2 separate regions of the Homo sapiens genome follow, and region 1 is linked to region 2. Evidence: read pairs that join two places in POLR2A ChIA-PET (ENCODE). Cell type or tissue: CD4-positive, alpha-beta T cell. All regions are shown on one strand. Each heading gives the region's core, and the rest is flanking DNA. Links, peaks and the distances in the headings are about the cores only. Region 1 overlaps ARHGAP27 (Rho GTPase activating protein 27). Region 2 overlaps FMNL1 (formin like 1).

Region 1 (2,898 bases), core at 222-2,721, 180 kb before region 2:
TCCTCCCTGGTGGCTCAGAGTTTCTGGCCTCTCTGGAATTTACAGAGGCTATTCCTGTCTCTGAGGCCTGGTTGCATAACCCTTGGTGACCTGTCATATGCACGCACACGTGTGTAGTGTGTGTGTGTGTGTGTGTGTGTGAGTCCTCATCCCTGGCCTCAGGGTGGGGACAGAGAGATGGGTCAGGTGTGTGATAAGCATGAGGCCTCCAGCCTTCTGTGATTCCTGCTGTCCTCCACCCTGATAGCGAGGAGGGGATTAGTCTACCCCTGGGGTCTGGGCTTCTGAGTCGGGTACAGGGGATGGGACACTGGTATGAGAGCTTTTGTGGGCAGAGCAGGGCATGGGGCCCAGTCTTGCTCCTAGTGTGATCTCTACAAGTGTCTCGTGCCCCACATTCACACTGTGCCTGGCTCTGCTTGGGGTCCTTGTCCCCAGCCCACAGTGGGTACAGGAGAAGAGGGGCTGAGAGACATGGCAGGGGAGAAAAAGAGATCCAGGGTGGGGGCCAGAGGAGGAAGAATGGGCCTAGAGTGGAAGGGTGGGGGTCAGAGCCTGACCAGGAAAGGAGGTGGACTTCAGCAGGGGTGGGCTGGTGGGCTTAGTGCTGCCTGGCCCTTAAGCCTGGGGAGGAAGCACTTCTAAGGGAGGAGGGAAGACAAGATGGACCCATGGGCTCAGAGGAGGGGCTGTAACTTCTTACTCAGGGCATGTGTCCACTGTGCGTGGCTGGGGTCTGTCATCCCCACACGAGGGGGTGAAGGGAAGAGAGGCCAGGAAGAAGATTTAACCTTCCTCCTGGAAGAAGCTGGTGCCTGGCCCTCTTCTCTGGGTCCTTAGAGAGGAGGGGACAGGCACGGGCATACTTGTACACGTATGTGGACACGCAAGTGAGAGTGGGCACATGTGGGCATGCAGGCGTGGGAGGGCATATGCATCTTGGTGACCGAGTCTGGAGGAGACAGACCCAGGTGGTCAGGCGGGCAGATAGTGATGTGGTCAGAATCCTTCCTGTCCTCCTCGGGGCTGGCACAGTCCAGATGCCAGCTCCCTGTGATATCACATCTGCCCAGACCCCTTCCTCTTTGGGAACTCTTCCCCTCCCCCCCACAAGCTTCCTCTTTCCCATTACACCCTCCCTGGGCCTAGAGGGAGTGGACAACCACTCATTGTCCTGTTTCCGCCCCAGGAGCCACTCCAGGCCAGCCCAGGCCCCCAGCACTCAGCGCCCCCTCTGCCCACCCTGTCTGTGCAAGCGCGCCCCTCCCCCACAGGCTCAGCCGTGATTCTCTCTGTGCAGTTCATGCTGTGGCTGGGTCTGGCCGTGATCTTCCTCTGTGCAGCCCACACCATGGCTATGTCTGGGCCTCGGATGCGGCTCACTGGTCATTAGAGCACTGAGTGGGGCAGCCAGCAGTGTTTCTAGAAGCATAAAAATACCCTCAACCTGAGGCCCCTCCACCCCACCCGCCCCAACTCAGGCAGCACTTCCGCAGCCCTGACAGGAAATGGGCTGGAGTCTCAGCCTCCCGCCATCTCGGCAACTTCTTGTTTCCCTGTTGCCCTGTGCCAGCACTGGGGTAGTGCCCCTGGGCTCTACCCCCAAAACCTTCCCAGGGCTCTGTCCCGGCAGTTCAGAGGGGCCAGGATGGTGGACATAATCGCCAAAGTGACCAGGAGGCAGAGTCGAGCCTTGCCGGCACAGGTAGGGGATGCTGGGGTCAAGGGGTGCCCGGTGGGCCTCTACCACAAGCCCTGTTAGGAGCTGGGTGAGCTGGGGCTTAGAGCAGGGAGCCTCTTGGAAGTTGGGGCTCATACTTCCTTTTCTCTTTCCTTCTCGGAGGCCCTGCCCATCCAAGAGGTGGTCAGCTTGGGGCAAGAGTGGCAGGGCTGCCACCTGCTTGTGGACAGGGGAGGGAACTGGAGATAAGGGGTGAACCACTGTAAGGCAGTACCAGGGGGCTGGGCAGCCTGGAGCCTGAGAGCCAGGTCCCTCTTGGCTCCTCCTCTGGCCTGAGGTCGGAAGGCCACTTCTTGTCTCTAGGATGCGACCCAAGAGCCATTGATCCCGTAGTCAGGCCCCTGCTTATGAGCTGCATCTGGGTCTTGTCTGGGCCTCCATGAACAGGAGCAAGGAGGAGGGTAGGGGTGGCAGGCGCCTGTAACTCCTTGAAGGCCAGAGGATGTGGAGGGCGTGACTGCACCTGGCCCCAGGAGCTGGTTAGAACCCAGCTGAGGCTCTGCCAGGAGAGGAGAGCATCTCTATCTCAGCACTGTGCAGGGTCTGCCGAGAGTTCCAGAGTTTGAAGGGGCCTGAAGGACACTGCAGTTCAACACCCACCACAGGGCTATGGCTTCCCTAACAGGGAGTAGACTCTGCTCAGTCACCTCCAGTGAGGGCCCCTCACTACCTCCAGAAGCAGCCTGTGTCTCTGGCAGCCCTAGTCCTCAGAATGCTTCCTTCAGAGGAATGCTGCTGTGCCCCTGCAGCATGATACCCCATCTTCTCTTCCTTGTGACAGCCCTGTCATGCTGGGGACCTAAACTTCTACCTCCGAAATCTCCTCTGTACCTGCTGGGGACATTCCTTCGTGTGAGGACCCCATCAGCCTCACTGGCCTGGGACTCCTCGTGGACCCAGAGCCATGGCCCACAGCCTGCCAAGTAGAAATTCCTGCTCCAAAGAGCCTGTTCCTTATCAGCTCATCCACCCCTGGTGGAGCCTTTCAACTCCTGCCCCAGTGCGTTCAGCTGGGAGGATGGGAGGTGTGTCTGGTTCCTCTGCCTTCCTCTCCCCGCTGCTTCCATCCTGCCCTCCCCAGGAATCTCCTGGTTTCTGTGGCTCCGACCCTCCTCCTCAGAAAGCTCAAGCTCATTCCAGGCTCTTCTGTCATGTCA
Region 2 (2,898 bases), core at 292-2,791:
AGAGTTGGCTGACAGTGCTCAAGTAGGAGGGGAGGGGCTGGCAGTCCAGGTGGGCGGGATACCTGCCTCCTGAGGGGGGCAGGGAGGGACAGCTATGAGCTGCCACATGGAGGACCTGGAGCTGGCTTCAAAAGACCCAGGCTCTGGGCCCAACTAGCCCTACAGCTTCTTTGCCCCCTTGGACCTCAGCTTCCTCCTCCATAAAATGGGCGCACTCCCTCACCGGAGCCTCACACTCACGGAGCTCCTGGAACACTCAGTGAGAAGCTGAGTTTGGATTTAACAAAGCTCTTCAGTGGCCTAACACTATGAAGAAGCACTTCACAGAGGCAGAAGAGGTGGAGGGGCAGGGGTCCATGGAAGACCCCAGGGTAGGGGATGGTAGGGTGAGCAGAAGTTTGTGAAAACATCCAGAAACACAGACTTGTCTCCAAGGCTTTGGCCAAACCTTAACTAGCCTCAGCCTACTTTCCCTGCTGCCTTTAGTGCTTTGGGCCAGATGAGGAAAGAGACAGGATTCATCTTTTAGGGTGTGGCCGAGAAAAGGAACTGATTCCCCACATCTTTCTATTAGAATGTGTGGGGACCATTCTCCTCCCTCCCTGCCCTGAGTGTGAGAGGGGACCCCCAGCATCTGCTCACCTAAGACCAGCCCCCAAAAGACACTGCTAAGAGCCCTTCCCCCACCTCCCCCACACCAGTGCTTACTTCTGAGACAGTGTCCCAGGAGGCTGAAGGGGCTGCGTCCACATCTGGACACAGCCACACCCTAGGGTTTCACTTTCAGTTTGAGCGGAGCCTACGTCTCAGTCCACCTGCCCATCTCTCCCTATGGCCTAGCCCTTCAAGCCCCAGGGTACCCCTGAACTTGGACATCAATCCCAGTCTCAGGCCAGCCCCACAGGCTTTCCTCAGCCCGATGGGCCCAGAAGCTGAGCCTGTCCCCCAGCCCCCACTCCCCCATCCATCTCCCTGCCACCTGCCCACCTCTATATGGTCTCAACCTTAGTTGTAGTGTTCTCGGCACATATCCAAACACAATCAATTTTACCTCCTTTTTTAAACTTTGGCATATAGATTTTCTGGGGCTCTTATAAGCAATTCCAGGCTTACAGGAGATCTATGAGGAGACCCAGCCCCAGGATCAGGTGCTGAGGACCCAAAGAGCTAACAGCTTCTCCCATCAGAGTTCAAGGGTCCCCACAGCTGGGACAAGGGCAAGCAGGGTGGAAGCCACTACCTATATCATCCAGGCTGGTAGGAGGAAAACAACACCGACAACAGTAACAATAACAAACGCTCCCCAGACACTTTTTTTCACTCAGAATTAATCTCTCAATCCCAAACACTGGGTGCTAGGTGCCGTTCTAAGCACTTTACATCAAAACTCATTTAAACCTCAACAAGCCTACAAAATAGATACTGTTATAATCCCTATTTCACAAATGGGAAACTGAGACTCAAGGAGGTTAAGGTGCTTGCCCAGGGTGGCCTCGGTGGCAAGCTAGCAAGGAAGACCCGGCTTCCTCCAAAGAAGGAGCAGCCGGGGAATGGGAAATGTGGGTCCTGGCCCCCAGGGGTCTTCTGCAGACAGCCTGGCCCAGATCCCCCATCTGAGGAACCAGGAACAGCCAGCTCCACTTCCTGCCACCCAGCGCCCCACGCTTCCTGTTGTTGCCCACACAGAGCTCTTACTCACTGGGGAACCCCCCCACCAGCACACCCTCTCTCAGGGGGAAGTGGAGGCCTCCCCTCCCCCTCCCATGTGCACACTGCTACCGTTAGCACCATCGCTGCCCCACCCTCCAGGAGAGGTAGGCCCTCCCTCCAGCGGTTTCCGGCCACCAGGCAGTTTTCGGTCTGGGCCCCACTGCTGGTGACCTGCATAACGGTGGGGAGGTTGCCTGGCCCTCACTAGCTAAGGATCTGGGGCTCCTGGGGAGTGCACAGTAACCTTGGGTGCTCTTGGTAGTGGAGGTGGAGGGAGGGGACAGGCAGGGTCTGGGCTCCCTCCGCTAAATGGGCCCTGAGATGGAGAGGACCAGATCAGCTCCAGCTTTATCCCCTTTCTCACAGTGGAGGGGGGTTACTGAGCATCTGCTCTGTGTCAGGCACTGTGCGAAGTCCTCTATTTCACCCTCTCGACAATCCTAGGAGGCCAGCAGATGCCATTATTATTCTCTTTTTACAGGTGAGGGAAACTACAGCTCAGAGAAGTTAAGTAACTTGTCCAGGGCCATGCAGGTAGTGACAAAAATGAATCTCAACCCCCAAACATCATGACCCCAAAGCTCAGGAAACGTCCCTGCCTTTCCCATAAGTAACCCCTGTCCCCTCAAAGGCCCCCCAAGCCACCTTCCAGGGCTCCATGTTCCCAGGAAAAAGGCAGAGGTAGCCCTGAGAGCACCTGCTTCTACCCGTCTCACCCAGCTCTCTGCCAGTCAGCCCCAGATGTCACTGTGAATCATGCCCACCACATCCGTGGCTTTCCAGGGTTAGTATGTGCCAGCCCTGCCTGCTGGGAATGTCACCCCTCCCCTCTGCCCAGCCCAACATCAGACCACATGGCCACATCCCCCCGGAGATCCTCTGTCCTGCAAATGGCAGGCATAAGGCCTGAGCGACCCCATGGCTCCAGGTCCCCACACTTCATCTGCCCTGTCCCGGAGGTGGGAGTGGCCAGGGGGCAGTGCCTCAGTTGCAGTCCCTCCTGCCCTTTACTGCCAGCCCCAGAAGGGAAGGGCCCCAGCTGCAAGCAGGACTCCAGGCCCACACCCAACATGGGGCCATCCTGACCTCCCCACACAGCCTGGCCAGGCACCCAGGCCTCTGGGCACAAGCCAAGAGCACCCATCAGGCAAATTCCTCTCCACTGCTACTGGATGCCAGCATGGCTTT

Evidence for each region. Peaks named below come from ENCODE experiments on the same cell type or tissue, not always from the same donor. Only the 100,000 strongest peaks of a DNase experiment are listed, where the experiment ranks them.
Region 1: POLR2A ChIA-PET joins it to region 2 with 10 read pairs; 7 of 35 experiments call an interaction of 5 or more read pairs at or near these places.

What each region holds. Positions count from the first base shown.
Region 1 is chr17:45,409,039-45,411,936 of GRCh38, reverse strand. The region is part of intron 4 of ARHGAP27 (Rho GTPase activating protein 27); the gene reads left to right. Among named protein-coding and RNA genes, the nearest start is that of ARHGAP27, 22 kb to the left of the region's middle. RefSeq lists an enhancer at 1-311. In CD4-positive, alpha-beta T cell, for the core only: no CTCF peak of the experiment used is centred there; a DNase peak (open chromatin) is centred at 1,506; H3K4me3 peaks cover 2,177 bases; H3K27ac peaks cover 2,500 bases.
Region 2 is chr17:45,225,134-45,228,031 of GRCh38, reverse strand. All of the region lies in intron 1 of FMNL1 (formin like 1), which reads right to left. Among named protein-coding and RNA genes, the nearest start is that of FMNL1, 4.7 kb to the right of the region's middle. RefSeq lists an enhancer at 1,553-1,772. In CD4-positive, alpha-beta T cell, for the core only: no CTCF peak of the experiment used is centred there; DNase peaks (open chromatin) are centred at 691, 1,741 and 2,471; H3K4me3 peaks cover 2,500 bases; H3K27ac peaks cover 2,500 bases.